7 separate regions of the Homo sapiens genome follow, and regions 1, 2, 4, 5, 6 and 7 are each linked to region 3. A link is a loop called in an ENCODE intact Hi-C map of the cell type or tissue named here. Cell type or tissue: endothelial cell of umbilical vein. All regions are shown on one strand. Each heading gives the region's core, and the rest is flanking DNA. Links, peaks and the distances in the headings are about the cores only. Region 1 overlaps NFIB (nuclear factor I B). Region 2 has its middle 100 kb from the start of LINC00583. Region 3 overlaps LINC01235 (long intergenic non-protein coding RNA 1235). Region 4 has its middle 33 kb from the start of TRH-GTG1-6. Region 5 overlaps FREM1 (FRAS1 related extracellular matrix 1). Region 6 overlaps MPDZ (multiple PDZ domain crumbs cell polarity complex component). Region 7 holds the start of TRH-GTG1-6 (tRNA-His (anticodon GTG) 1-6).

The links. Hi-C counts contacts between places; a loop is a spot of excess contacts. Peaks named below come from ENCODE experiments on the same cell type or tissue, not always from the same donor. Only the 100,000 strongest peaks of a DNase experiment are listed, where the experiment ranks them.
Region 1: it touches region 3 in a loop (7-fold over the local background); 9 of 110 quality-filtered maps call a loop at or near these places.
Region 2: a loop joins it to region 3, with 4 times the contacts of the local background. A loop is called at or near these places in 7 of 110 quality-filtered maps.
Region 4: it touches region 3 in a loop (9-fold over the local background); 39 of 110 quality-filtered maps call a loop at or near these places.
Region 5: it touches region 3 in a loop (13-fold over the local background); 13 of 110 quality-filtered maps call a loop at or near these places.
Region 6: a loop joins it to region 3, with 12 times the contacts of the local background. A loop is called at or near these places in 12 of 110 quality-filtered maps.
Region 7: a loop joins it to region 3, with 12 times the contacts of the local background. A loop is called at or near these places in 53 of 110 quality-filtered maps.

What each region holds. Positions count from the first base shown.
Region 1 is chr9:14,094,147-14,098,610 of GRCh38, reverse strand. All of the region lies in intron 10 of NFIB (nuclear factor I B), which reads left to right. Among named protein-coding and RNA genes, the nearest start is that of LINC00583, 170 kb to the right of the region's middle. In endothelial cell of umbilical vein, for the core only: no CTCF peak of the experiment used is centred there; DNase peaks (open chromatin) are centred at 350, 1,150, 1,940, 2,220 and 1 weaker place; H3K27ac peaks cover 3,213 bases.
Region 2 is chr9:14,028,925-14,033,388 of GRCh38, reverse strand. No RefSeq gene overlaps it. Among named protein-coding and RNA genes, the nearest start is that of LINC00583, 100 kb to the right of the region's middle. In endothelial cell of umbilical vein, for the core only: a CTCF peak has its summit at 2,178; DNase peaks (open chromatin) are centred at 2,208, 2,868 and 3,398; H3K4me3 peaks cover 214 bases; H3K27ac peaks cover 1,689 bases.
Region 3 is chr9:13,425,638-13,430,101 of GRCh38, reverse strand. The region is part of intron 1 of LINC01235 (long intergenic non-protein coding RNA 1235); the gene reads left to right. Among named protein-coding and RNA genes, the nearest start is that of LINC01235, 3.5 kb to the left of the region's middle. In endothelial cell of umbilical vein, for the core only: a CTCF peak has its summit at 2,367 (motif pointing left); a DNase peak (open chromatin) is centred at 2,191; H3K27ac peaks cover 252 bases.
Region 4 is chr9:14,398,808-14,403,236 of GRCh38, reverse strand. It overlaps a transcript of NFIB not described here. Among named protein-coding and RNA genes, the nearest start is that of TRH-GTG1-6, 33 kb to the left of the region's middle. In endothelial cell of umbilical vein, for the core only: a CTCF peak has its summit at 2,451 (motif pointing right); a DNase peak (open chromatin) is centred at 2,456; H3K27ac peaks cover 1,431 bases.
Region 5 is chr9:14,767,339-14,771,802 of GRCh38, reverse strand. It overlaps FREM1 (FRAS1 related extracellular matrix 1), which reads left to right. Exons shown (of 37, transcript NM_001379081.2): 26 at 997-1,198; 27 at 1,935-2,079. Among named protein-coding and RNA genes, the nearest start is that of CER1, 47 kb to the right of the region's middle. In endothelial cell of umbilical vein, for the core only: CTCF peaks have their summits at 2,415 and 3,102 (motif pointing right); DNase peaks (open chromatin) are centred at 2,442 and 3,132.
Region 6 is chr9:13,211,434-13,215,897 of GRCh38, reverse strand. All of the region lies in intron 10 of MPDZ (multiple PDZ domain crumbs cell polarity complex component), which reads left to right. Among named protein-coding and RNA genes, the nearest start is that of MPDZ, 66 kb to the left of the region's middle. In endothelial cell of umbilical vein, for the core only: a CTCF peak has its summit at 2,357 (motif pointing left); a DNase peak (open chromatin) is centred at 2,327.
Region 7 is chr9:14,431,693-14,436,156 of GRCh38, reverse strand. It overlaps TRH-GTG1-6 (tRNA-His (anticodon GTG) 1-6), which reads left to right and starts at 2,146; the gene lies at 2,146-2,217. It also overlaps a transcript of NFIB not described here. In endothelial cell of umbilical vein, for the core only: a CTCF peak has its summit at 2,075 (motif pointing right); a DNase peak (open chromatin) is centred at 2,676.

The DNA.
Region 1 (4,464 bases), core at 141-4,140, 670 kb before region 3:
GCTTTGTCTCATGTGGACAAATTACCTTGTTGCATATGTGAGTTATGTGGACATAAACATATACAGCAGTTACTCCCTGACTGGCTGGCTTTCTTAAAGTGATAGTCAGAATATAGCCTGTACTGTCAGATATGAAAGATCAATATAATTGAATGAAAAAGAAAGCTGAAGGACAATCCAAGAATAATACAAACATAAGCTATTTTAAAACATTAGAGGGAGTGCTTTATGCAAAAGAGAAACTGAATTTATTGTTTCATTCTCTCTTCTCTCCCTTCACCCCTTTCAAGAAAACGCAAAGCCACAAGTGAGTGGTTGTATGTGTCTGATGGCTTATGTAAACATAGAAGAAGTCTTCAGATGGCTAAAATAAACATGCGCGTGTTACCAAAGGATATGTTTACACAAACCATTTGCTCAGCCTCTGAAATAATGAATAAATGAAGATTTTACTAAAATAATTGGGAGGATTTTTGTGTTTCTGCGGATGCCATAATTGAATGGCACCAAAGAGACTTTTATCAGCTATTTTCCGTGTTACATGTGTTAGCAGTTCCTTTCTGTGGGTTGAATACTTCATTCTGTAGTTACTTTACACATGTTTTTCTAAGAAATTGTCGTTTATTACTGCAATTCTAGAGAGTTGCTTGATTTCTCAAGAGAAATTTAGCAGCCAGTAAAGGTTATTTGGATCTGGTTGGTCAGGAGAGGGAGGGCAAAAAAAAAAAAAAAAAAGAAAAAAGAAAGAAAGAAAAAAAAAGTGTGGGGGGGTAATAGCTCTCATTTTATCCATGTAACTTAATTTGCATAACACTCACCTCAGCCATTTTCCTTGCTTTGTTCATAACATTTTCTTTGTAAAATGTATGCTCTCAAAAGAATGAATATTTAAACAAAAAATAACTTTCAATAATGGGTTGCAAACCATATGTTTGTATTACATATATGTGTTTGTGTGTGTATGCATCTATATGTGTGTGTGTATGTAGTGTGTGTGTATATCTCCACATATATGTGGCATACGTATGATAAGGGCAGTATGTCCTTAGGTAATATAAAGAGTTAACTTTTATTTCAACATTACACTTAGAACATCCCCGCGAATTCACTAGGTTAGCATTTCCTGCTCTCAGTTTGTTATCTTGACACATAACTACAGTACAACAGCTGGGTTGTTCCTGGAGTTCCTGGGGGGAGCTTTATTCTCCGAGTGCTGAATTTCCTTTTCAGCTGTCAGCTCTAAAGTGTGTTCAAATCCTCAACTTTTTATACACCATTCTGGGCCCCTAGCACCACTCTGGGACTATGATAGAAATGCTGATATGGTAGATGAATGGAAGAATCTTTGGTTCAAGGTGGAGAATTGCAAAAACCAAAATTTCACATGATCATTGTTTGGTAAAGGGGCTGCTAACTACTTTTGTCTTTGTATATGAATATTCTTTTTAAAGGAATTACTCTATTCTCATCAAAATTATTTGCACCTGTTATGAAATCAAAAATAAAAACATTACCATTCTTAAAAATGATCTTGATATGGTTTTCACGGACGCACAACATCTGTGGTCTGGCTTTTGAATAATATGTTGGGATTTGTCGTAGTTTTGCCTAACTTTCTCCATTTATAAAGAAAGATTTGTACAACACGACATTTCCTTTTTATCTAGGCAAACTCTTCAGAACACTTCCTAAGAAATTAATTGTATTCCAGCCAGACTTGCATGCTGCCATCCCACAGGAAATGGGTCAGCAATCCATTAAGATGCCATTAGATAATCTAATTTGGAACTTAATCTCTAAATTAACCATGCTCCATACTTGAAGCGTACTTGAGAGAAAGAAAAAAAGTTTACGTTTGAATCGATAGGGGAGCCGAAGCGTGAAGAAGGCTGTTTGTTTTTTCTGTAGCTGTGGTCACGTCTCAAGCCGTCTGGTAACCAGGAGAAACCAGACATGATGTAATTCCAGATTGAACTTGAACTTCAGGGACTTAGGTTGGGGGAACAATGGACCATAGGAATCAATAATGTCCATTTTCCACATGATTATGTTTGGAGCTTTAAGTTAACCTTTATGGGAGAAGCAGCAGGATCTGCAGTGTGACCAAAATGAGATGATCCTGAGACAAGATGTTAGAGGAAAGAAAACAACTTTTTTCCGTGATATTTTCTGAGCAGGACTGCAGATTCCAGCAGGATTAGAAAAGTTCCCGCTCTGCAGTAAACCGGTGGCCTGTTCAGAGCACTCTTTGTTCGCTTAGGTAGGACAAACTTAATCTTACGTTTCCTGTCGATGATTTTTGGCAGCGCTACTGGAGAGGGAGGAGCGTGATTCTGAAAATTCCCAAATGTAAACCTTGCTGATTAACCCTTTGTAGTGAAAGGAAGTATATTAAACCCCTACTTTATTTGAATATGTTTTATGTAAAGTGCCATATTTACAGATGTAGTTCGTCCGTAAGAAATCAGTTCCCTCGACAGCCAGTGCACCATTTATTAGCTTACCTTTTTGGTTCTCATTTTTGCTAGTGCTGTTAGTAGGGATATGATGATTTTTTTAGTCATATTTACTTAAATAACAAAGACTATGAATGAATAAATATCATAATAAACATAATAAATGATAAAAGAAATGGCAAAATCTTAAGGTCAAGTAATTGAAGAACACGAATTTTGAATATTCTGAAATTGCAGAAAGTTACAATTATTCTCTCTTGCTCACTTTGTTTCACACACAGGAAGATCTTTTGCCCATGTAAGATCTTTTGCCCTTGTGAACAGAGTAGCAAGCATGATATTAAAATGTGTTCAGTTCTTTAATCATTTGTAATTTTATGCTTCAGCATTCTGATACAAGTAAGTTTCACCTTTAAGAGGTAAAATTGTGCAAATAATGCTGATTTTTGCTTTTAACTGAAAATCATTTATAAAAGAATCTCTTTTTGCTTTGTATAAAACTTATATTTCTATTTGATTTAGTATGCCTTGGGTGATTTTCTCTAGTGAAAGGCACTATTTTGAAGCACCATTTTTGTAGAGAATTTTATCTGCTGTTAAAGCATCACATATGCAAATAAGAGGAGCAGTACCACTTTTAACAATAGCATTGAAAAGAAGCCCAGGGTAGAGAGGAATACAGACAGAAAGAGGCTGGAAATCAACATGTGGGCTTCTCCACTGTGCTGTGGTCTGTGGGAGGAGATAAAATAATTGCTCTGAGCCTGATAATTGTATAATTTTTAATTGGCTAAAACCTCCCACAGCTACCTGAGTTCTTATATATGTATGCATGTGTGTACTGTAATTTATTTATAATTAGTCATCTTCATAATAATTTTTCATCTTTCATTTTCAGTTCTAAAATTTGAAAAAGATCAAACAATTTTTTTATAAGTCCTTAATTTGGCCAATTGAGGAAGAGCTTTTTTCTTATTTATGTTTAAACCGAACATTTTAAGGAAGTTTTTATTTAAGTGTAGGTTGCTATATCGAAGGCTTCAAGTATTATGTAAGAGTTTTTTACTAAACGAGTGCAGTAATTATAAGGAACACATTTAATATTTAGTGGCAGTGCTCCCATATGGAGTGGCTTTTTCTTGCCCTGTGCTCTTTATTAGATAAAATATTTCAATGGTAGATGCTATTATTTTACTTAGAAAGTGCTAGCACTCACGCATGGTAAAGTTAACATTCAATCCACTGTGCCCTAAGAACAAAAAACTTCTGAATCAATTGAATATAAATTAATGAGGTTTGATGGGCTACCATTTTGATATGCTATTTTCAAAACCGTTGGTCCCCAAGGAGTAGCAATAAAGAAGGCTATTTACCTACTTAGTTAAGAAACAAATATGTTTCTCTTTCATTACTGTGAAGTCCTATTGCTTGCAGTTAGAATAATTCCATGAGCCACCTGCAGTTTATGATATTTGGTGTTTCCCAGAGAGCCCACAAGAGTACTTTGCAGTTCAGGTAAGAGCTAGCCAGGGAGCTTTCTGATACAGATTATTACAAATAGTAATAATCATTAGGAATCATCTTGCATGCAAAGAGGATCATTCCGACGGCAATAATGATCCCTAAAAACGGTGAAAATAAATCGAAGAAACCCAAGACCTGTATAAAACACTTTGTGTATTTCACTTCCAGGCTAGCCTCATCTGAAGTGGAACTCAACAAACAAATTATTGACATACAGCCACATCTGCACATATGTAAGACAAAAGCAAATACTGCATTCAGCTGAAAAGCAACTGGAATTGGAGGAATAAAGCACAGTTATTTGTGCTGAATTTTGGGCTCAAGAATTATACTTCCACAGGAATTTCATTGTGATATGAACCTCAATTCACAAAGTCTCTTGCATAATTCAGTGATAATATAACTTCTAGTCCAGTGAGAAAAGTAAACTATGCTTCACAGGAAGGGGAGATGAGAAAAGTTTAGTGGGTAGAAATACAGATCC
Region 2 (4,464 bases), core at 346-4,345, 600 kb before region 3:
ACCTTAGAAAAAATAGGTTAATGTTGACTCAAACATTCAGGGAAGTGTTCTCTGCCAGGGATATGATATGGTTTGGCTGTGCCCCCACCCAAATCTCATCTTGAATTGTAACTCCCATAAATCCCACGTGTTGTGGGAGGGAGCCTGTGGGAGGTAATTGAATCATGGGGACAGGTCTTTCTCATGCTATTCTCATGATAGTGAATATGTCTCATGAGATCTGATGGTTTTATAAAAAGGAGTTTCCCCGCACAACCTCTCTTGTCTTCTCTGTCACCATGTGAGATGTGCCTTTCACCTTCCATCATGATTGTAAGGCCTCCCCAGCCATGTGGAACTGTAAGTCTAATAAATCTCTTTCTTTTGTAAATTGCCCAGTCTCGGGTATGTCTTTATCAGCAGCATGAAAACAGACTAATACAAACAGTATACCTGATTGAATTGGAAAGTGAAGCTCCATGCTTACAGCTGGCTGGGACCACTCAGCTTTTGCTCAATCTGTGTTCCCACCACATGCTGGGTGCTGAACCAGGCACCAAAGTTACAATGGTGGGCAAGGAATCTTCTGTGTCCTAAGTGGTCACCAACTAGTGGGAGTGAAAGCAGGTAAATGGACAGTTTCTCTACCTGTACTATAGGTAAACTCAAAATTGGGAAGAGTACCAGTGGTCATGGGCAACTTCTCTACCTGTACTCCAGGTAAGTCTAGGATATTGGGGACATACTAGCGTTGGTGACAGCTGGACATCTTGGGTGTGTTGGTGAGCAGGATTTCCCAAGAAGAAACACCTGACTTGGGTCCAAAAATAGATGAGGAGAATTTAGATTTGAAATGTACTAGGCAGGGAGAAAGAGAATTTTCTAGCTGGAAGGAGCAGCCCGTTCTGAGGCCTGGATATGTGAGTGAGAGAATGGTGCATGTGGGGGTTCAGGTGGCTCCATGAGACAGGATTGGGGAGTGTGGAGGCAGGGATTGGCAGGAAGATAGAGAGGGACATGGAGGCCAGGAAGCTTTGACTGTTATGGGAAGGTATATGGACATTTTTTTCTGTAGGCAGGAAGGAACCCTTGCGGTCTGTTAAACAGGGAGAAAACATGACCATATATACTACTTGAGTAACCTCACTCTTAGTTTTAGTAGAATCATCCACTGACAGGAGAGCAAGACTGGATGCAGGAATCCCAGCCAGGAGGGTGGCTACCAACATGGCTACACCTGGAATTGCTGGGGAGCTGCACAAAGTACGGATGCCTCTGTTTTACCCACAGAGACTCTGATGTAATTGGTCTGGGATGTAGCCTGGGCTTTGGAATTTTTAAAAGCTTCCCAGGGGATTCTCATATACAGCCAAGCCTGAGAACCACTGATGTAAGAGAGGCAGAAATGAAGATACTGAAGGACTGTTAGGCTGGCTGGGCTTGGGCAGGACCGTACTCCAGTGCTTCCTTTAGAAAGAAATTTCTCTTCTTTTAGAAGCAGTTGGCAGGTCCAGTCTGGAACTTGATGATCAACTGCAAGTGGGGTCACAAGTGACTGTGAGGTGACCTGTGAGCCTATGAGTTTCATCAGTACAAAGCGCGAGACTTTCATTGATGGGAATTAACAGAATCTCAAGAATGAATTGGTCAGTGACAACTGGGGTTGGTGGAGTGGGGAAGGAAACACATAATATACTTAGAATATATGTTATTTCTGAATTAGCATATGTACATATAACCACTTATACATTTTGTCTAAATTTGGCTTTAATTTTCTTCTTCAAATTGATTGAGATTGGACAGAAACACTTTAAATAAACGACATTGCAAATTTTATATTTAGCCTGCCCAAACTATGGGTAATTTGTGAACAACCAAAACAACAACAACCAAAAAGCAGCGTTTATTTTAAACTTCAAAAAGGATTTATTCAGTTTCTTTCTTTTGTTTTTCCATGCATTGTTTCTCACAGAAAGCACAATACCACACCGCACACTCCACATTTCCCCCGTTTCTATTTAGCCCTTCTAAGAATTGCTCAGCCCGAGAACACTGAGAACATTTGGGCACGTCCAAATACCATGGACTTAACCCCTCCGTGCACAGAAAGGCTCACTGGCTTCTTAGCAGTAGCTTTGCTGGGAGCTGCGGTATTCCAACAGCCCCTAGTGTCGGCTGGGATGATGTGACTTGGGGGTTAAATGCAGTTTGCAGTTTCAAAAAAGAAAAGCATGATTTGTTGAAAGAGGCTCCTGAAGAAGAACATGTGAGTAAGAGTTTGCAACATCTGAGAAGGTGGGAGTGCATGCTCAGGGACTCTCAAACACTCGGATTTGGGCCTGAAATCAGGAGGAAGACTCTACTGGGGTTTCTATGACTCTTGTCAACGTATAAGCCTTCCTGTTGAAATCCCTGACAGTACTTTTGACAGCATGTTATTATCTTACAATAAAATCTGTCCCCAACCCCCTAGTCCTGCTGCCTCCTCTAGTTTCTAAGAAGGTGTGGAACAGTTAACTGTAGGGGGATGGATAGTTAAAAAGCAGATTCTAGAAGTTCCTGGTGACTTGACTCTTTCATGGGCTAGGTTGAGATAAAACTCTCTAATTTTGTTTTCATTTTCACTGGAGTTGAAGTAACAACAGCAAGAGAACGCCTCCAGGTTTACAGTTGTATGGCTTATTGTGTATATATCCTATAAAACCGAAAACCATATGGAGAATTCTGCTTTCTTGGCTTTTTGTGTGTGTGTACCAGGAAGTAGTAAAATGTTTTGAGATGCTGTTAAGTCCTTAAGTTACAAAATCAAGATTCCACCTTAAAAATTTTCCATACTATAGTTTGTTGCATAGCCTGGGGTGCTGACTGCTTGCCAAATATCTATCAGAGAGTGATTTATGATATATGATACGGTCCCCAGCCCAAGTGGAGACTGCGTAGTTGAAACATGAGAAAGGGGAGGCCTTGCTCTCTGGAAACCATGATGACTGGTTTCTGTTTGGCTTTTCCGAGAGAACATACAGTACAAAACGTGCCACATTTTACAGCAGTAAAACTTCTGTAAGAAACAAAACACGGTTCAGCTAGAAAGACTTAATTTCTCTTTGCCATTTGTTAACTGATGATTGTTTTCACTCCGAGTGGCTGTTGTTCTTTTTCCTCCATTTCCCCTCCCTGGCCCCGCCGCCGCCACCCCCCCCCCCCCGCTGCTGCTCATCTACCGAGCTCTGAAATAGAATCAAACAGCTCTGTTCTGGTAATTAAAATATTTAAAAATGAAATCTCCACTCCATGTTTTCAATATTTCGCGTGCGTTCCATTTTACTATGACTAAGAATGTATTGTGATTTCTGGTGTTTTCTGTTCTGCAAATGTTTCCTTTGCAGCTGCGAAGAAGTCTATCTCCCATATGGCTTTTAGGACACTTTGCAGTATGCTCAGATCAAGCAATATGGACCTGAAAAGGAAAAGAAAAAAAAAAGAAAGCAACCAGTCTCCTTCATATGAAAATCTCTGTGGCATTCTGGGTAACTGCAATACAAAGAATAGTGTGATGGTTTGGCTTTCAAAGATACTGTTAGTGGCATTTCTACAGGTTGTTTTGATTGTCTGTGAATGCTGAGAGGTTTTTTTTGGTGTAAATGTTTATTGCTTTTTTCTAAATATAAAATAAGTCTATGTTCACTGAAGAAAATTTGGTAAGTGCAGGAGAGTACATGGAAGACAATGTACAATAACCCCGTTTGGTTTTCCAAATTGTTTTATATCCTTATTTTGTTCAGTGTCACCACATTTTTTTTTTTTTTAATGAGATAGAGTCTTGCTCTGTCGCCCAGGCTGGAGTACAGTTGTGCAATCTGGGATCACTGCAGCCTCCACCTCCCGGGTTCAAGCAATTCTTCTGCCTCAGCCTCCCGTGTAGCTGGGATTACAGGCACCTGCCACCGCGCCCAGCTAATTTTTGTACTTTTAGTAGAGATGGGATTTCACTATGTTGGCCAGGCTGGTCTTGAACTCCTGACCTCGTGATCCACCCTCCTCGGCCTCCCAAAGTGTTGGGATTACAGGCGTGAGCCACCACGCCCGGCTGAAAACATGGTTTGTAATGGCTCCATAATTTATAATAATAGTACCATGTGCCTGTTTTCTTATAAGATATTTAGGGTATTTCTATTTTTAATGGAAATATTGTTATAAATAATGTGATAACTGTGAATATGTATATTTGACTATATTCCTTATTACTTCATTTGGATAGATATTCCAAAACTGGCATTACTAGGTCAGAAATTATGAATCTGTTTTAATAACCTTGCTACATACTTTTGTATTGGTTTATAAAGTCTCTGCTATATGTTACTACCACCACTATATGTGGAGTGTATGTGAATTTCATCCTCAAATTCTTCAATATTCTAGTAGTTGGTAGTTTTTTTTACATCTTTGCCATTTCAACACATATAAAATAATAAAATTAATATCAAT
Region 3 (4,464 bases), core at 263-4,262:
AAACTCTAATTTGACATAATGCAGCGGAGAATGGCACCAGTCATCGGGCTTGCATCAGAAATGCATTTTATTTGGATTCAATTCAGACTCTTAACGAACTGGTTCCCATAAATGCAGCAGATGGGAGTGAGGCAAATGGAAGAGTGTGTGGGGCCTCACACCCAGCACCCACCACCGCTCCACTGTACTAAAGCCTTTCCTTAGTTAGCTGGTTAGTTAGTTAGCTAATTAGTTAGGCACATTCCAGCTGAAACTTTTAATTATAATTAACATATTTATCCTACCAATCCACCAAATTGAGGCATGAAACACTACAGTCCAGCCAAGGCAAGGAGATTCTTTCCTTCTCTTTCTCTCTTGACTGATTAATGTGGTGAATGCTGCCAGAAGATGGTCCAACGGTTTATAAACCTGGCAAAGCTGAAGCCAGACCTTCTTTTCTAAAGGTCAATTAAAAATGCTAGCTGCACTGTAAACAGAATTCTCCCTAGCAGAATACCACGCAGTGTCCAAAGTGGTCTCTTAATACAAAATATCAATTTGATTTTCCTCAGGAGATTCGCTCTCCTTTTGCAATGCAAATATTTTCAAGTGTACTAAACACGTTTTAGCACCTCAACATAGGCACTAAAACTATTTGCATGCAAAATTACCCAGAGTAGGCAGACAGGCACAAGCTTATGCTAGCACCATATGTGCTAAAGAATTTGAGCCAGGAAACAACTAGTATCTGGACGTTATTTACAATTTAAATTTAATTTTACATTATTATTCAAATGAGAGCTTATATATAAGTCTCTATTAAAATTAATGCTTCATATGGAATGAAATTTCACCTAAAATTATATTTTTAATAGTGCTGGGGGGTTTTGTTCCAACTAGATTTCAACCATTCAAGAAGTATAATACAGCACTTTTGGTCCTTGTCTTTCAACTGTATGAGAGGTTCATTTTTCGTTCTAAAAAGTTCTCTCAGAAAGAATAGCAAAATTAATTTTGATTGGAAGGCCCAGAAATCAACACAAAACATAGACCAGGTCCAACAGATTAAAAAGCATAAGTGATTTGAGAAAATACACACTTCCTGGAAATAGCACAGAACACTGTCCCCACTCAGTTAAAAAACACCTTTTTTTTCTTTCCAAGAAGCTCCACATGTTTTGTGAACAGGGGAAGTGATTTTGGTTTAGCATTTAGTTTGCCAATTGCAATGTGGCATACTGTCCCCAGAAAGTGGCACTTCTTTATGTACTCAGAACACAATTAACCCTATTATTTCTAGTATGCTTTCAGTGTAGCCTTAAGGAGTAATCTTAAATCTATCGGTGACGATCGGGTAGAGAGCTTAATGTTCATCTGTTAATCCGTATCAAAACAGAACACTGCTTTCTTTATCTTTTAGAGTAATTTTCTATTTCAAGTTTGGTAAGATTTCATGTCTTTAATATCATATATTTAAATATGCAATAGTTTATTTTTATGTTTACATTAGGGAGGGGAAACATTTAAGTGAATCAGAATGATTATTTCCAACTCTCTCTTCAAACTTTCTCTTACCTAGGGGGTTTACAACTGAATTCCGAGGCTGGTTGAGAAGTACTACTATCAGAGTAATCCTTTCCCCGGCTGTCTGCTAGGTTATCTGCAGATAGTTACAACTGCAGTTTATGTGTACATTATATATTAAGGTTTATTGAGATAAAGATAATACTTGGTGAAGTGCTTGGAAATTATTACTTATAATCCATTTTAGCTTAAACCTATTACAAAAAGGAGAAGTATATTTTAAACACTAGGCTGTGAATAACTGCTTTTTAAACTATAGCTGTGGAAATGAACTTGGGGTGAAGGGAATATAAGAAAAATCAATATGCTATATTTCACCACAAGGACGGCATCAAATATACCCAGAACATTAACTACAGAGGATTCTTCCTCCTGGATTAGAGATAATCAAACTTATTATCAACCTAATACATACAATTTTTCTTTTGAAAACTTCAAGTATAATTCTAGGTCAAACATCTTTTTTTGCTTTCTTTTTTTATGAGCTGGAGGAAGAAGCTGCTTTCTTTCTTGACTTGCAATCAGTCTCAGAAATGTTGAATCATTGCCTAGGTACATGAACTCAATTCTGAGCAGCTTTAATTTACAGCAGCCAACATTTCTATAACATAAGCTCTCTAAAAGGGGCCCACAGAAGAACCAGAAATCTGTGGTTGTGTAGAAAGTTTAATGGGAATGGAAAATCTCCACGTTTACACGTCTATTCTTGCATATTAATATCATTACATTTAAACTGTGGTTTGATTTCAAACATTGAATTAATTAAGGGAACTTCCAGGTCGAGTTATAATGCCAAATCAAATGCCAACAGCTCCCTCTACTGGCTACTAGGGGAAAACATTTGATCTCTATCAATCAGAAATTTGTTTACTTATTTAAAAAACATCTTCACCAAATTAAATTTTGATTAAAAAATGGCTAAGCTTTTTGGTAAACCTGAAAGATGTTCACTTATAATGATAGCAATACAAATGCTAAGAATTTTAGAAGTGGATAGTTACATGAATTTTCTCGAACTCTCGGCTTCAGGTGATCCGCCAGCCTCAGCCTCCCAAAGTGCTGGGACTACAGGCGTGAGCCACCTCTCCTGCCCAAGTTACGTGAATTTTCTAACATCAGTAAACAACTTCTGCCCTCTCTAAAAAACATCTGGTCATTCCCTTGCCTAGTACCCTCTATTACACAGAATTTGGGTTAGGGTTAAAATATAATTAAGGTTAGGTTTAGGGTTGCATTTTCTCCAACCTGACACAAATATCAAATTTGTTTTCCAGAAGCTGAGAAATCTTAATGGAAATATCAAATTTCTACATGATGCTTCCTTGTCTCTTGAGCTCTAAAAAAGACAAGAAGAAAATAAAAAGAAGTATCTATTGTTATTTCATCGAGAATAAATAGATCAGTTGTAAATTGTTTACAGTTTTGAAGCAAAGAAACATTGGATTCTTTTATTTAAACTCTGATATTTGATGTAACATGTAGTTTAGTGAGGGCAATAAATGTTAAAAATGTAAAAAGTAAAATGCATTTTCTTCTCAAAGTCCTTGCCCAATCCTTCTTGGAGACTACCCTCCACCACCTGAAACAATCAATCTATTTGGTTTCACTCATTTAGAGTTGTCTCTCCCTCAAATCCACCACCCCCACAACTCTTGGCCTCCTTTTCACACAGCCATATTCCCTGAACATAAATGGAAAATGTAATAGCACACTCAGAAGTTTTCAAATCCCACTCATTTCAACAAGTGAGACTTGACAAGGTTGATGTGATAGGCTCATGTGAGAGGTTTTAGAATTTTGACGTAAATGCACTGTGAAGGAAAACCTTTCTTTTTTTTAGAAAGGAAGCAATATAGCCCTACAGAGACAAGATCTTGCTCTGTGGATGTTCTCTGCCTTAACGATGAGGTCTTTCTTCCACCGTACCCTCTTACCGTATAAACTTTGAAAACAAACTTGCAATTTTGTTAAAGGTTACCTAGATAGAATATTTCACTCCTCTCTTTCCCTTTCTGTCTCCTCACCCCAGCCCCCCATACACTGCCTCAAAATATATGTATCCTTCATCTTTGAGAAGTGAACCACTTTTGTTTAAAGAACTATCCCTGCATCTTAAACTTTGTATCTTAATTTAGGAAATTACTGATTTCTTAAAGCATCCATAATTGTTGTCATAGCCACAGAGAATCTTTTTATGATGAGTTCTTCCTTGTTTAACAATGTAATTATTGTTGAATTACAGTATATCCTGGCATGCAACCTTTTCAGGAATGTTCTTATTTCATGAATTCTTTTAAAATACGAATTCTCTTTTTAAAGTTGAATTTTTCAAACATTAAGTTAAAACTGTAGCTTTGGCGTCAGACAGGTCTTCTGGATTCAAACCTTACCTCTGTCATTTATAAACTGAGTGACTAAGGCAAACCACTTAAACTCAGTGATGCTCAATTTCCTCATTTGTAAAAAGGGAATAATGGGACACCTCTACCTCATTGGGTGGTTGAGGTTGCCTTGAGATAATATATATATAACATGCTTTAGCAGAATGCCTGGTACATAATAAACATCCAATGTTGCTATTCCTGCTCAATAAACAAGAGAAGGTCTTATGGGAATGGAACAATGTAACTGATTATTTTATTTCCTGGGGAAAAATATGCACCATAGTAATCCAGCGAAGCTCTGAATACTGATGACTTTGATCAGAAAACTGAAAAGTAGACACTATTTGAAATAAGGATTCAAGACTGGATGCAGTGGCTCGTGCCTGTAATCCCAGAAGTTTGGGAGGCCGAGGTGGGCAGATCACTTGAGGCCAGGAGTTCACGACAAGCCTGGCCAACATGGCAAAACCCCGTCTCTACTAAAAATACAAAAAAAAAAAAAAAAATAGCCAGG
Region 4 (4,429 bases), core at 428-4,427, 970 kb before region 3:
TCAGACCCCTTTTACATCGTTTCATAGCCGTAGATGCTCAGATTTTAAGAGTGCAGAGCCAGGTGCCTGTATAAACTATGTGTTTGAAAAGGGGCTGGGATAAAGGTGCAAGAACAGGACAAAAGAAATGTTCTGCTCAAACAATGCATAAGTGGAGAGTCTGTACATGTCGGCCAAAATGATTGTAAATAGGACTGAGACTATTAGCCTGGATGCTCCAGTCCAGATTCAGTATTTCAAATACCTCCTGGTACTGTATTTGCAAATCATATTTGAGTAAGCACTGGAGCTTTTTTCCTTTTTAGAAATCGACTACTTTTTGTTGCAGGATAAGATGAAAGACAAGCTAATTGCTTTAAAAAATTATTAAAAAGTATTATTTTTTAAATTTCTGAGCACGTTGGAGTTAATAGTTTTGGCATCTAGTGTTTCATTTCAAGGCTAATATACCATGCCATCTGCCACGTGACAGTGTCTTTATTAGGTTACCATGGTATATAAAAAGCAAAATGCTTTGCAAAGTTTTTGAGCAGGATGATTTTTATTTCCCCCTTCAAATTTTTTCAAATGTAAATGAACATGTTTTCAATAAAACTGTTGAAATGAGTTATAAATATTGAGATGGTAGTACCCAATAATTTAAGGCTGATGTTTTCTTTTACAATCTTAATTTTTTTAAATCTGAGAATAATCCTAAGGCTTAGAGAATCTTACAAATATATATAAACTATTAATCCCATTACAACATTAATGACTACAAAAAATACTCAGAATTATTTCCTCATAATTAAAAAAAGGACCTTTACTTCAACTGTATTTAAGCAAACTGAAACTGTTCATTTTTCTTTTGTTTAAGCTGGAAGCAAAGTACAGAGTCTCAAAGAAGGTGAAAAGAGAAAATGGGATTTGCAGAGTTTTTGACATAAGCTAATAATTTTCTCCTTAAAGCTAATGATTTATATGCACTAGTTTGCCTCTGCCTCCCAAAATGTAGTTTGAGGTGGCAATGTAATTCAGCTTTGCTGGATCAATTTCATCCAGCTTCATCTAAGCCGGATGATTTTTGCAAGTGTTTTTAAAGATAATGTGTGATCAGTATGTCTCTTTCATGCTCTGGCAGTCAAAGTTTCAGGCTTTCTCCCCCTTCTGTCTCTGGGGAAAATTTTCCAGGCTTCAATTTTTCCATATGCCTTGTAAAAAGAATTTTTTTAAATAAGTTGTTTGTGTCCAGGGGTACATGCACACGTACACTAAGAGGCATACATATGTATTTAACTGAAAGAGACAGCAGTCATATATACTTGTGACAGTACTTTGACATTCATATAAGCAAAAGGTGTAGGGAAAAGATTTCTGGCCCACCAGTCTCACTTTTATTATTGAAATGAAGCACATTAGGGATTGTTCTGGAAAAGAATTTCTGTATAACTCATGACCTAAGCTTACTATTACAAAGCCTAGGATGTGCCTCCCATAAGAGATAAGATTAAAATGACATGGAGATGGGCACTGGTGGGAGGCCCAAAAAGTACTCAGCATCACTGCTTATTTCCAATTAAAACTAGTGTTTCTAATTAAACACTAGACCACTAGGCTCTGTTTAGATCCACGGTACAGAAATTGCATTCCTAAAAGCAACATAAGGGAATATAGAATACTTAACTTTCAAAGTAAGTCAATAAATACTTGTTGAGTAACTATTTATAGGATAGGAACTGTACTAGGTGCCAAGAAGATGACTTGAGTAAGATAGACGCTGCCCTAGGTTTCTTGTAGCTTCCAGGCCGATGGTGAACTGGTATTTCCCAATGATGGATAGTACTGTGCTTAGAAAACTAAGACCCCAGAGATTGGAAGCAAGGCCTCACGAGGACAAAATTTCACAAACCCAGTGTCTGTGCCACAAGATTGATTTCAGTTAGAAAATAGAGCAGGTAGAAGAGAGATTGACAAAAGTTGAACAGATTCAGGACATTGACTCAGTGAATGTCAAGAGGCTGATTGATCCCTAGTGTGGTACTGCTGAAAGCTATTGAGGTTGTCAATGGGTAGACACACAATGAGCCTTTTCAAGTAGTTTATTCTCCAATGAGCCTTTTGATAAAGACTTGGAATTGTCTGTCATATCTATTGAGCATCTACTTAACCACTACTTCTTGGAACTTGTGTCATCCTAAGTAGAAATCCACCTACATAATATTCTGTCCCTTCTTGGGATGATTAGAAAAACATTCCTGGTTATGAGGGTGAAATATCAAAGAGGGTGAAAAACTGAGGCTACTCTGGCCCGAGGAGTGGTCGCTGATTGGCTACTTCGGAAGTGGCTCACCAGAAAGGCCTTTGCCAAGCCATTGCCTCCTCCCTACGCCAGTGATGCAATATCACCCCACCAGAATGTTTTGTTCTCCAAGACCCTTGTTTCAATGGGTACATCCCATTAGCAAGGCCAGCAGATGTCAGTCCTGATCCACTTTTTCTCAATAATGAACGAGGAGGAAGAGCCTATCGCTTTCCCAATCACTGCCTTCCATTTGCTGGCTTTTCTTCTTCCTGAGATGGAGGCCTCCTGCTTGGTTTGCTTTGTTAATATTTGCATTATTCAATAGTTATTATGTGATAAGCATGTTGTTTGCTTTCGATTTTGGTTGGTTTATTTTCTTGTGCTTTTATTCTTAGCTGGTGGCTTAACTTGAGTTACAGCTGTGACCTGTATATTACTCAGCATGGATAGAATGTATGTTTTTACAGCTTCTTACCTGATGCCTCAACAATCCAAAGTTGGGTCAAAAAAACAAAACAAAACAAAATTTAACGGGAAAAACATGTAGCTTTTATTCTGCAAAGTCATCTCCTTGGTGTCAGCCTTGGATATATCCCTTTTAGAATGAAGAGGCTTAGGCTTGCAAGTACTTCAGCAAACATCGTTTCTGAATGCACATATTTTTAGCTTTCTGATTAAGAAGTAGTAGGATCCCTGTGCATTTACTGAGTGGGAATCTTATCCTTGAGTTAAGACATTTTATGTTTAAAGATTAAGTAATTTATCATAAGTGCATATGGAACGATTTTAAGTAAACAGAACATAAAGCTACTGTTGAGAATGCATTCTGCTGCTTGCAATACACTATTCATTATGAAGACATGCTTTAAAATTGCTATTGAAGTTTTAAAGTCCAGGACTTACTAGTGAAGAAAAATGTGTGTTTTTGCCTTTGATCTAGTATTGTTTGTTACAGCTGATTAGCTGTTACGTACTCCAAGGTAAAATTGTCATGTAAGATGATTTCAACATGTTATAAAAGAATCTGAACATTGAGAGATGGCCAGGGACAAGAGTGCATTTGGGCAATACTCTGTGGCTTAAGTTAAATGTCACATACTTATTTTACCAAGTTGCTTAACTCAAACCACAAGAACTTTCTTGATTTATTAAGAATAGCAATACAACCTAGAAGATATATGCAACTTTTAAACAACTCTCACTGAATATTGCAGTATTTTATTTCTTTCAAAGTAAAGACTATAATAACCAGATGCCTAATGCTGACTTTTTTATTTTTCACTTGAACATGACTTCTGGCTTTCAAGAATTTTAAAATCAAATCTAAGTAAACTTAACTCTTCTGGGGGCAGGGAGACAAAATCAATCATTATTTATAATTCTTTGCAACGTTAAAAATTAAAAACCAAAGGGTAGGTATTTGTAATTTTTTATTTCAAGCTGTTATTTTGATTACTTGCAAATTTTTTGCCTATTTTTAACTAAAAGAGAGACTCACTAATAAAAATACATTTATACCAAAAAAAGTATTCATATAAAACATCTTTTCATACTTTATTTAGAATTCCTGTGTTAATGTCAGCTGCAAAATTAAGAACAAAGCAAAGATAATTTCAGAAGACTTGTCTTGGCCTATAACATCGTGTCCTATTATTCCATCCAACTATCTAGACCAGTGCTTTCAATGGAAATATATAATGTGAGCCTTAAACAAGAGTCACACTTGTAATTTTAAATTTTCTGGTTGCCACATTTCTAAAAGTGAAAAGGTAAAATTAATTCCAACAACATATATTCAAAATATTATTTTAACATGTGATCAATATAAAAAATTGTACATTATATATTTTGTGTTCTTTTTTATGTGTTCTACGTTTTTGAAATTCCCATATAGTTTGCATTTATAGCACATCTCAATTCATGCAAGCCACATTTCAAGTACTCAGTAGTCATCTGTAGCTAGGGGCTACTATATTGGGCAGTACAGGTCTAGATGATCAAATGCCTACACTGAATGACTTCATAGAATATCACTGTTGAGCTGACACCGATCTAAAAGATTCACATGTCGGAGCAAGACTGTTAGTGGAGTAAACTCCTCGAGTGTACAGGACCCCTTTGTTCTTGTTCTATTTTGTTTTTAACAGC
Region 5 (4,464 bases), core at 329-4,328, 1.3 Mb before region 3:
CTACAGAGTAGTTCATTGTATCATAATACACAAAAATATACATGGTCTTATCATTGACAAGAATTCTTTACTTTGCTAGGGCAAACTAAGATTTACAGTAGTATCAGGTTGGTGTAAATGAAATTAAGAACCGAGAGATTAGGAGTGAGGGGAATGAAGATTCTTGTACATGTTTTCTAGTATCAGTGGTGGATCTGTTCTAATCCATCCAAACCTGCTCCATCCATAACCTACAACAGTCATCTTGCAAATGCAAGATGCACTGAGCTCCGTACAGACTGAACGAGGTCCTTTGTTGTGTTTGAACCTACAGTGTAGGTTGTGAAGATGTCATCCACCATCTTCACAAATCTGGTCCACCTGTTCAGCTACCTGGCTCTCATCTTCAATGAAAGAAATATGCAAATGTCTAGAAATAATCACCTTTCACTTTTTCCTTACTGAGGTATCTCTATTTTTATTCAACATTTTTGCCAGTTGAAAAAAGACATGCCAAAAAAATTTCTATATATTTGTAAACCCTCACAATTTTGTGTCTGTAAATCACTAAATACCAGGAAAATAGGAGAAGTTCTTCTGTGGAGTTAACATGAAGTCTGCTCTAGAATTCTTGGGTCAATTTTAGTGTATTCATTTAATAGACATTCCCTGGGCTTCTATTATGGTTCAGGCACTGTGCCAAGTGCAGGGAATCCATGGCGGTGAAAGACCTGACGCCTGCCCTCTCGGAACTTGTATCCTAAGTGGCAGTCAAGCAATAGACAAATTGATAAAGTGGAGTCAAGGTTTACAGTGGAAAATTGGCCTCTGTTCCAAGCACTGTGATATTTGCTGAGGCTGTTGTGAACAGGACTGTCTTTAGCAGGAATCCACTAGTGAGGAGTATAAGGAATCCAAAACGTGGGACAGTGTGTCATTGTTGAACCAATAAAGCCCAACGTTGCATGGGGGTGAGGGGCCTTTGGACAACATTTTATGTCATTGTTGATGATCCAGGTAGACCAATTGGACAAAACAGCTCCTCGTATCACACTCTTGCATTCCCCTTCTCAAGTGGGGCTCCTGAAAAATGGCTGCTACGGGATTTACATCACTTCCCGCGTGTTGAAGGCATCAGACCCTGACACTGAGGACGATCAGATCATCTTTAAAATTCTACAAGGCCCAAAACATGGACATCTGGAGAACACAACAACAGGTACTGGCCTCCTTAATCCTTACAATTGCCATTTTAAAATACCCAGTGGCTGGCAGGGCTAGAGAGTAATTTAATTAAGTGCAGGCCCATTTGGTAAACACTCCCCAGGGCTTACTGATAGATGCAGTTTATAAATCAATATTGCTCCTAAAGAGGGTTTGAAGCTGAGCCTTCCTAAATTTATCCTGACTGGAAGAACCAAATACTGATATACAACTGTTTATTTATATTTTTTTTCTCAACAGCTGATTATAATATATTCAAAGGAACATAATATCAGGACCAAATTTCCTATTTGTGACTAATTTTTTATTCTGTCATGAATTCTAAATGACTCTAAATGATGTCAGATCTTTTTTTAAAAGTTCTTGGTTTTTTTCCTAATGGATTCTCTGGATTGTATATTATTTCTACTTTATGAGCACAATGATCATAATACATCATTAAACAGGATGGCACCAAGTTACAGATTTTTATTACTGTATCTTTCTACTCTCCTTCTCTTTATTTTCATTTTTTTAAGGCAAATATTTCTGAAGCAGTCAACTTAATGCCTAATTTAAGCTCGCTGCATTTGAGTTTTAAGATAGTTACAGTAATGTTAATTTCTTGTTTTAAAATGTACTTTAGCTGTTTTTTAAAGCTGTGTTTAAAATAAAATAGCCATACAATTTTATTAGCTTTTATTTAATGTTTTGTTTGATTACCCATGATATTCATTTATTTCTTTTTTTAGGTGAATTTATCCATGAGAAATTTAGCCAAAAGGACTTAAACAGTAAGACTATTCTTTACATCATAAACCCATCTTTGGAAGTAAATTCAGATACCGTGGAATTTCAAATCATGGACCCCACAGGGAACTCGGCCACTCCTCAAATGTAAATTCTCTTGCTTATTCAGTAGTCCTATATGTTACATCCATAATGTATCTGAATATTAGGAAAGTGAAATGTTCTTTTTAAAACAGAACCCAAGAAGATAAATTAATAGACCATTTCACAAGCTCATGGAATTTATTTTGGAGAATGAATTTTCTTTTTATTACTGCTTGAAAATAGGAAAGCCAGTAGCTTTACAGAGTACAGAAACATTAAAAAGCTAAGTTGACGTTCATATTATGCATGTCAAGGTACACACTTTTATACACAGGGAGGGTTCTGTCTTACCAATTCACTAGCATCCAACACTGAGTTTGCAGGTTCATGTAGCAATTGTGCAGCAAGAGGTCACTCTAGGACCGTGTTAGCAACTATAGCCTTCTAAAATATCTGCAGTCGGGGAAATGAGGTAGTCAAGAAGAGTTAGCCAAACATCTTCTCTTTCTCTTATGAAGAAAATTACAATTACTTGACAGTATGTTTATAAGGTGATAAACTTATCCCATGTAAGACAAATATAATGTAAAGAGGAAACTAGACTTTGGAAGGTATATAAAGGGTATGACCCTCAAAATAGCAAGAGTAACAAATCTTCAAAATTAACGAGATTAACAGACCACAGCAATTTCACTGACTGGGTCCCTACTCTAGACTTTTCTTGAATGTAGACCTTGAATATCTTACCAGCTAACAGATAGTCATAGAAAGGTCGGTCAGAGTCCAGTTATTCTGGTACTGTGCTGTTTTTTGTTTGTTTGTTTGTTCATTTTGTTTGTTTGTTTTTGATACCCTCCCAGAAACCCCAAAGAAAAGTTGTTCACTTATCCTTGTTTTAGTAGTCACCATATCCTAGTCATACTAAGCATCATAAGTGATACAGCTCTGTGCTCTGTTATACTCCTTTTATGATGGAGTATAGATTAAGAAAAGAAAGCTGAGAAACTCCTCTGCAGTCTTCAGAATTCTTGCATTTTCTTTTGGATCCTGAATTGTAGTTCTAAAATCTGACCAGCAGAGGTCACAGTAGTCATTGTCAGAAAAAAGCTAGCCTCCTTTTCTTAGCAAAACACATTCCCAGCGTCCCACTCCGTTGCCTCGATAAAATGCAGAGCCTGGCCCAGATTTATTAACTCCACAGACTTTTATCGAGTGGCTACTATATGCCAGGTGCACAGTACTAGGAGCTGGGGAATAGGTTAGAGCAAAGTAGACCTGGCCCGTGATATTAAAATGTAATCTCGAGATTACAAAATGTAAAACATATGACCTCCACCCATTAAACTGTCTTTGCCTAAGACAAATAATTCCCAGGATCACAATCTTTATGGGAAAATATGTCAAGTACTTGCAATGTCAGACAAATATCTTCCAATTCTCAAGAAAATGTAAAAAAAAAAAAAAAAAACCTGCTCCAAAAATGTTAATACGTGGACTTCACTTTTTTTTTTTAACATTTTAAAAATAATTCAAGTAAGAAAACATAGGAATGTTGATCAGACTTGCTACTGACCTAATGCTCACCTCTTGTCCTCCATGTGTGAGCGCAGTGTAGCTGACAGAGGATTTTCTTCCCCCAGTAATGATGCTAGGCTGATACTGCTTCACCCATAGCCCCTTTCAATCTTTGTCACTATCAAGGACATTGCTTTTGGAAGATGATTTATATTTTTAAATATACTCTCAAATTCATATGAGAATTACAGCAAAATTTGCTTAATTTAATTATAACCTTAAATGAGGCCATTTAAATATCCTCCTGCTTTTGTTGGCTATTAACTTTCATGTGTCTGTGCTGGAGATGTTTCCAGTTCAACTTGACGTAATTTGTTCATTTGTTCATGACTGAACAAAATGCTGTGGCATATGCCTACCAAGGGGTAATATAGAGAGAAGTTTTATTTGGTTCTGACATATATTAGGCTATTTTCTTTATAAGCGATGGGGGGGTAAAATTACTCAGCATTTATCATCATCATTTTTGAACGGTATAGTTGTCCTCAACCCCATTTGTAAGCAGATGTTATTGGAACTAGGTGCACAATTTTCCAGTAAAAAGCAAGGTTATGAATAGTGGTTCATCTTCCCAAGACAGCCAGGCAGAACGTAGTTACAGGTACAATATAAATTACAGCCATTTGCAATATAATTGGTGTTTGCTCTATTTCATTGCTATTCATTTAATCATCAGAACCACCTATGAGTCAGGTACCATCATAATCTGAAATTTACAGATGAGAAAACTGAGGACAGAGCTAGAAAGTGACTTTTCTAAGTGGAAATGCAGCTTTAGAGTGCATGATTTTTCTCAGCACACTGAAGAACTTCTTGCCCATTTTAAGGACTGTGCTAATCTGGCCTGAAGGGAATGGAACACCAGACTTGTCT
Region 6 (4,464 bases), core at 109-4,108, 210 kb after region 3:
TACTTGGGAGGCCAAGGTGGGAGGATTCCTTGAGTCTGGGAGTTCAAGGCTATAGTGAGCTATGATTGCACCACTGCACTCCAGCCTGGGCAGCAGAATGAGATCTTGCCTCTAAAAAAAGACAAAAAAAAAAAAAAAAAAAAACCTGCAATAGAGAAACCTGTTTATCTGTTTTACCTTAGTGTTTACTAAACTTTTGTAATTGTGAGGTCTTTATTTTTCCAAACATATATTCATATTCTTTGAAAGACATCTTGAGGGAATGCTGATTTATCTTATTAGGTATTTGTTTATGCTTAAGTTTCTGTTGTTCCCTTAGAATCTTAATAATAGTGAGAAAGTAGGATATTAAGGTAGAGGAGTCCTTATTCATAGCAATATTATTCACACTCGCCACGACATGGAAGCAACCCAAATATCTATGAATGGATAAACAAAATGTGATATATATATATATATCATATATACACACATATTGATATATATGTTGACATATATAGATATATAGACACATATTGCTATATATACACACATATTGATATATATATATCAAAATGTGATATATATATATCCAATAGAATGTTATTCAGTCTTTAAAGAGAAGGAAATCTTATCACATGCTTCAGCACTGAAAAACCTTGAGGACATTATGCTAAGTGAAATAAGTCACAAAAAGACAAATACTGTACGATTTCACTGATATGAAGTATCTAAAATAGACTTATAGAAACACAAAGTAGATTAGTGGCTCCCAGGGACTGGGGAGAGGGGAAATGAGGAGTTGTTCAATGGGTATATTTCTGCAGTTCTGCAAGATGAAAAAATTCCGGAGACCTGTTGCACAATGATGTGAATATACTTAGCACTATTGAATTGTACTATTCAAAATGGGTAAGATGGTAAATATTGTGTTTTTCTACCACGATTTTAAAAAATGGAGGAGTCCTTTATCTCTCCCTTTAAGTCCACATTATAACTCCGTGAGTCTTCTTGGGTTTTGTTCTGTGAAACTCCTACCTACACCTGTTCACCTCTTCAGATCTACACTAAAGATCAAGTTGTGCTTGCCACCTCATCTGGCTATATGCCCGAAGTGAGCTTTCTCTGTGTATCTCCATTTTACCATACAATGTAAATGAATTACTGTACATGTTTTTGTTTTGAGGGAAAGTGAAAGACAGAAGGAATACATACGGAGTCTAAATCCATATCTGATGCTGAATTACAAATTGAAAGCATAGCTAATTTACTTTTTTCTCCTAAGTAATCTATATTAATCAATTAGAAAACTTTTAAAAAAATAAGCTTGATTGAAATGTAATTCACATACCATACAATTCACCCATTTAAAATGTACAGTACAGTAGCTTTTAGTGTATTCACAGAGTTGTGCGTTCACTACCATGGTGAATTCTAGAACATTTTTCAGAACCCTAAAAACATTTTCAGTACCCCTTAGCAGTCACCTTCTCCCCCATTCTCCCAGTCCTGGGCAACCACCAATCTACTTTCTGTCTCTATGGATTTGCCTGTTCTGGATATTTCCTGTAAATGGAATCATACAAGATGTGGTTCTTTGTGACTGACTCCTTTCACTTAGCATAATGCTTTCAAGTTTCATCTGTATTGTAGTATGTTTCAGTCTTCATTTCCCTTTATTGCTGAATAATATTCCTTTATATGGATATACCATATTTTATTTACCCATTCATCAATTGATGGACATTCGGGTTGTTTCTACTTTTTAGCTGTTATGAATAATGCTGCTGTGAACATTCACGTACAAGCTTTTATGTACATATATGTTTTCATTTTTCTTGGGTGTATACTTAGGAGTGGAATTGCTGAATCTTATGATAATTCTGTGTTTTACCAGTTACCAAATGCCCTGATTCAGTTTCTTCACTTACAAAGTTGGGATAAGGAAACTTCTCTTGTGTGATATTCAGGAAAATCAAATGAGTATTTTATTGACAATATCTGATAGCAGATATCTGATAGCAGTTTAATAATTAAGCAGATATTATTTATTGAGGGCTATCATTGAAAGAGTCTCATGATAACTTCCCCCTAAATTTGTCATTATCTTCATTCTTATATAAGTGGAATCTCAAATATAATTCCTCTTAGGCAAGGTCAGTGATGAAGGAAATTGTTGATGCAAAGGTGGAAGAATCTTTTCTCTGAATTGTTTTCTTGCTTTCAATAAAATCACTTGACTTCACTCATCAATATTCTGATTTTTAATTTTTAGCAAACATTCTTTTACTACAAAGATATAAGCATTTTAAATTCCTGGAGAACATCATGCAATGCTTTTGAACATGTATTAATTTTTTACTAAATATCACCATCTTGTGGACTTTTGAGATATTTGCAGTAATGTTCTTCACATCCAGTTGCATTTTCACAACTGCAGTCTTTGTCTGTTATTTGTTCGATTTTTGTTTTGACAGCAGCTATTAGGAGTATAATCTATTTTTATTTTGTAGTTGTTGAAGTGATGAGATTAAGAAATTATTTCTTACTATTTTGAAGAGTTATTTTGTAACTTAAAAATATTTTGTTATAAGGTTCTTGTTTTACACATTGTGTTCTGTGGACCCCTGGGTCAACAGGGTTTCACTGTAGGCATTACAGTGACAAGGAATAGACTGAATGTCTCCATTTTTCCCATTTCATATGTTGGTATTCTTTAAATAATTTGACTATTTGACAAAAGGAGTCTGTTGTTTTTTCAAAAAGTTGAACAAACTTGTCATTAGATAAAAACACTCATTCTTTTTAGTTTGATATTCAATATGCTAAAAGCAGTAGGAAATTATGATTGATAAAAATTATTAAATAAGCATATAAATAAGGAAAAGTGTCAAACGTTGCCTTTGGTTTTCTGTGACTGTGTTCATAGATTGAAGTTCTCTCTTTATACGTATAGGATATGTTGGAGGAGGCCCTGGCAACCTAGGTTGAGTATGCTCAGGGGCCAGATTTTGTAAGTTGTTCCAACTAGTATTTCTCCCCTGTAATTGTTCCTGTTAATTGCAGTGTCTGCAGTGCACACTACGAGGATGTTGGCTCTCTTCTTTTTTTTTTTTTTTTTTTTTTTAAACCTTGACCAGGTGGTCTTGAACTCCTGGGCTTGACAGATCCTCTCGCCTCTGCCTACCAAAGTGCTGTGATTACAGGTATTAGCCACCGCACCTGGCCTGGATCTCTTCTTTTCATGAGATAGCACATAGGCAATTTGCTGCCATTATACTACCTAGTTCTACTGCACTCTTCTCTGTGGTACCATGGGTTCTGAACTGACTTCTTGACTCTCTTGTGATAAAGGGGAACCAGAGCTAACCAGGACCCCTTAGGCTTCGTGACTTTGGCTCATATGTAGCATGGGTGTGATTATATTGAACAAAAACCTCTCCCAGAAAAGCCTTGGAGATTTTTATGTTTATTACTCACTTCTTTACTCTTTTAATAACCAGCTTCTGAGTATCTTCCCAGTACAAAGTGCCATGTGGTATAATTCTTGGAAAATAGATCTTATTTCCATAATACAGATGAAGGTAACTAAGACATTTGAACAGAAGTCTAGGTTTAAAAGTTCATGACTGTTCCATTATAGCAGTTTCTTCTGTGCTAGTATTATTCTCTGTCATTTGAGTAAGGAATACATTTTAAAATCCAAGTCATCAAGTTCAGAAGATAAAGGAAAAAAACACAGTTTTTAAACATATTTTAAGTTGTTATTAAATAAACAAAATCATACACATTAGATTTTTCTAAATAAAACTTCACTTTTAGATAGAATTGAACAATAAGAATGTTTTGCAGATAAAAAACAGCCTAAAGTTCTATGCATTTTATGAATTTTCATGGAGCCCCAACATGGAGATTTTTGCCATTTTTTTCCTTTATTACTGTGAGAGTAAATAACATGTTCATTTATTTTACATTAATTTTTGTCTTTAAGGTTTAAAGAATATAAAATTTGAACATGGTTAAAAAGCCTTCTCATAGAAACCACTCATAATAGCCACTAATAATAGTTTATGGTTTAAAATTTAGAAAAATTCTATGTATTTATACTTAAATAGCATCATATTATATTTGCCTATACCTTTTTATTTTACTTAAAAACTTACCTGGGAAAGGTAGTTATGTAAGCACATGTAGGTCTGTTGTGATATATTGAAGCAGGCTTAATCATGGATCGTTATGTTGTTTACAGTTTGTTGTTACAGACAGATTATTACATACTACCTTATATTTCTTTTAAGGACATGAAACATTTAAATTCTATTTTGTTGCTGTAATACTATTATTTAGATTTGAATTTTACTTATTTTGTTGCTCAGCACTGTATCTTGTATACTACAGATTTCTTAGTTTGAATTTTAAATCCAATTAAACTCATTTGGCTGGAGTGTTTTGAGTAAACTTTACAGAAAGAGAATGTTTTAGCGG
Region 7 (4,464 bases), core at 221-4,220, 1.0 Mb before region 3:
GCAGAGCTCTTTCCATTTGCCAAAGCAATGAGCAGAGTTCATGACAGTGGTTGTTACCTTAACCTGGCTGCCTGAGTGAGGAGACAGAGAGCAGGGCCATGCAATAAATGTGGATCAGCGCAAGGGAAGGAAAGCCTTCCTTATTCCAAGCCACTAAGATTTGCACATTGTCACATAGTATGACCTAAGCCGACAGATCCAATGTGTGAAGTAATTTAAGGAGTTACCTAATGGGTGTGGCATTTAATAGTATTAAAATCTGTGAAGAGAAAGTTATTCCTTTTTCAAATCTTTTGTGGTCATTCGGAAGAGTCCAGAAGAAGCCTGGTTCTGAGGCCGATGAGGTTTTAACAGATCTGCCCACCTTCCTTTTAAACACAGAGCAGAACTTGAGCTCGGAGCTTACAGTGTCTGCTAGGATTTAATTCTATTGGTTTGTTTTCACATTTTGTTTTAGAGTGACCTCTATTTATGGAATGTGTTACTATGTTTTTAAATATATGGAATGTTGTAAACTTTCATTTGAAAATTTTGTATTTAAATTATAGTAATGTAACTAACATTTCCACTGTGCTTACTATGTGACAGACCTATTTTAGGTTGACATGTACTTATCTGTTTAACCCTCATAATAATCCTATGAAGTAGTTGCTATTTTTATCTCCACTTAATAGATGAGAAAACAGAGGCACAGAGGTTAATAAGCAGCCCAAGTTGCCCCAGTTAGTAAGTGATAGAGCCAGAATTCAAATCCAGATAGTCTGGTTCCACAATTTGTATGCTATGAGTTGATCTTTTACAAATATTATTTCTCCTGTGGTTCAGTTGGTACATGGCCACAGCAAAAATTATGAAGGTGGTACATGAATGATTATATTTTAGGAAACAATTATGTCCTCTTTTGTCGAGCAGGAGATTTGGTTTGCCCTCTTGCCACAGGTGAACTTTCACCAGACTCACCCACATGTATTCCTCTTCAGGCCAGAGAATGCCTTGCCTGGTTCCTGCATAGGGCATGCATGGCTCAGGAGCAGGAACTCCAAGCAAGAATCTTCTATGTGGCCATAGACGGAAGATGTATTTGTGAGAGATGGAAGAAAAAGAAAAGGGGCTATAGATGATCAGATGGGAGTGAGTGAGTGAACATTTATGTGAAACTTTTCTCTTCAGAGATATCCTCCTTCTAGAAGCCTTAGAGCTGTGGGCACCCAATCAATACATGCATGAGGTTCTTGCCACCCACATACAGTGCCAGCTAGCTCCAGCTGTTCCCAGGTCCTCTCTGTATAGAGGAATTAAAGGAGGCACCCTGATAACAATCCATTGATTAGGTATTCCTGTGCATTTTGTTTTAAGATTTTCAGCCCTTGGAATATCTTGTGTAGACTACTTACTACTTCAAGTTTTACAGCAAAGAAATCTAAAATCAATTTCCTCTTGAAACTTATCTAGCATAGAACACTCCAGTTTCTTTGTGTGGTGGCTCACTAATGTTATTGGGAAGCTTTTCTTGCTGAGATGATTCTGGCTTTAAGGCCTATAGCTATTCTGGCGGGGAGAAAACTAGCTTCAAGGATCAATGAGTTTGAAAGGGATCCTTTCCTCAGTCAGGATATACTGACTTTGGCTTCCCCTAGTAGGAAAAGCAAGTCTTTTTGAGTCTCTGCAGTCCCCATTTTGTTCTTGCTATATTTTTTATTGTTGTGCTGCCTAAGCAAATGGAAATAAGGCTAGTGGTGAAAAGATGCACAAAAGAGGCTCAGACTCATATGTTATTCAATGCAGCATTATTTGGTGGTGGTTGGGGTGGGAAATCCATATCCATTATTGATTAAACATAGGAAGTGTGAGTCAACAGACTGGTATCTCTTAGTCTTGTTACCTTCATCACCATTTCCTGGACAGCAAACCCAGTGAATCCTCTCCTATCACAACTTTCCCAATCAGCCCAGAAGACAATGCTCATTTTATTTTCAAGGAATTTATTATTGTTCCTCTAAATAATTAGAAATTACGGGAACACAGCTTCTCTTTCCAAATATTAAGAAAATGTACGTATTTAGGCAATAGATGGCAGTGTTTCCACAAATTTTAATATTGCAATAGCTCTTAGAGAAAGCTTAGTGCTCAGCTCTTCAGTAGCTTGCCGTGATCGTATAGTGGTTAGTACTCTGCGTTGTGGCCGCAGCAACCTCGGTTCGAATCCGAGTCACGGCAGGAGGGGAGAAGGTTTTTGGAAGAGAACGAGGCTGATCCCAAGCTGTATTACATCTAAACAACATTTGCAACCAGACATGCAATCATGAAAATCAATAAAACAGAAAGCATTATGAATATTTTCAACTTCAGGGAGATGACATATGCAGAGTGACTTTATTAATGCACTAATCCTGTTGCAAGTGTGTTGTGTGTGGGGTTTTTTATTTGCACTGATGGGTAATATGATAAAACTGGAGTGTAGTGGGCATGTAATTATTATTAATTACAACTACTTAAGTTCTGCTTTGAGCAGACTCGTCAAGTCTGCTTGCTTTTGAGCCTTGCCAGGGCTATACAGTAATAACAACCCTGAATTATTTGGAAAGATGTCAGCAGTAGATGTGGAAATCCTGTTTAACCAGGCATGAATTGTTGTTGGGAGGGTTTTTTCAGGATGACAGAGAGAAAATGAACTGTCCCTTATCAGTAATTGCAGGAAACATTTTGTTTCTATGATATGAACTGGCTGTAATTTAACTTTCCTGCATCATTGGATAATGTAAGAAGCCAGTTGTTGCTCAAAACGAAAATCTCTGAAGTGGGCATTTGGGTCTGATAAAGGGCATATTATAAGTAGACAATGGGGCTCAAACAATAAATAATGTCCATATATGGCAAAAAAATTTTTAATGACATTTTCCAAAAGACTGGGGTTTGTATTGTAAGTGGTTAAATGTCGAATTAATGTGAGAAACACAGCTTTAATGGGCCTTTCTCCAGGACTTAAAAACATGGACAATACAGCCTGAAAATGTCAACTGTAAGTATGTTATAATGAGGTTTTACTGCTCCAAAATTATACCCCACTATGTTTTAAATAAGGGGTCACCAGAAGGTGTTTTTTAATGCCCCTAACCCCTGTCTCACAGACAGCCTAGCAAAAATTCATATTTGTTATTTATGTAATACTAAAAATATTTTCAAATAAAAATATGTGCACAAACTAGAAACAGAATCTATCAAGTTCTTTCAGAGCCAGCAAATTCTTAGAAGTAATATTCTAGAAAAACTGCAATAAATATCTCTTCTCCCTTTCCAAGAAAAGATCAGTCTCTGATTATGGACCCAAAAATATTGGCCTCATAGCATTATGAAGTAAGTAAAATGTGCTTATGTCCTCTTTCAATACCCACTTTCAAGACTATTTTCTACTCTGAGGTCTCCTCTTCCTAAATATGGCAAATTCCCCAGTCCTCACCCCTTGCCCCTTATCCCCCACAAATTGTGCTTTCCCTTCTCCAAAGAGTTTAACCTAGGCTTTGCCTCAAGTCTGCAAGTCCTTCTCAGCTGCCTGGTACTAATACTGTTTCAAGAAGACAGCTGAATTGCAATTGTTCTTACATTAAAACAGAATAAGCCCATCTATGGTTATTTGTATTAAGAGGCTGAAAGTGCAATGAATTTCTCATTTGAAGAAGGAGATTGTGTTGGTCAGAATTCAATGGTCACAAGCTAAAGAAACAACATGTACTGATTTAGAGAGAACCATGTACCCAGGAATGGGTGTAGCAGGGGCTTAAGAAACAATTGGAACTAGGGAATAAAAGATGACCAGAACCAACTATCTCCATCTCACCCCATATTTCTTTCTGAATGTTGCCTTTATTCTCTGAGACTGACTTCTACATGGCAAGAAACATGGCAGCCAGCAGCAACTCCTGCCTTTTATATCTGAAGCATTGTCTCCAGCAGGAGATTACCTTAGTTACTGCTCAAAAAATACTAGGGAAGGATCTTATTGGCTTACCTTTGGTCAGGTGTCCATCACTGGACCAATCAACTGTGTACATGGGGAGAGATATATGTAGCATACAAGAGAGCCTCTCCATTGTCTTGAGGCCAGTCTCACAGTAAGAGCATTGCTAGCCCCAGAGACACCTCAGTTGTCTCCCTCAGAAGCTTTTCCCACTGCATGAGTCAGGCACACCATTTGGTGGCTACTTCCACCAACCCATGAGTTCAGTTGCCAAACTACTAACAAATTTACTGCCTTGTTTAAAAGAAAAGCAGTGGGGGAGGGGAAGTCAGAATATGACAATCAATCTGGACTCAACTTTCTGCATAGGGACACAGGGCAACTGCTTGGACCAGGGGAGCACTTCCTGTTTTCTCTCCTCTGTCTCACCAAGAGAGGCCTTTTTCCCCTGGATGACAGTGCTCCCAACTTAGCTAGGAAAGAGCACAAAACCTTCCTGACTCTACCAA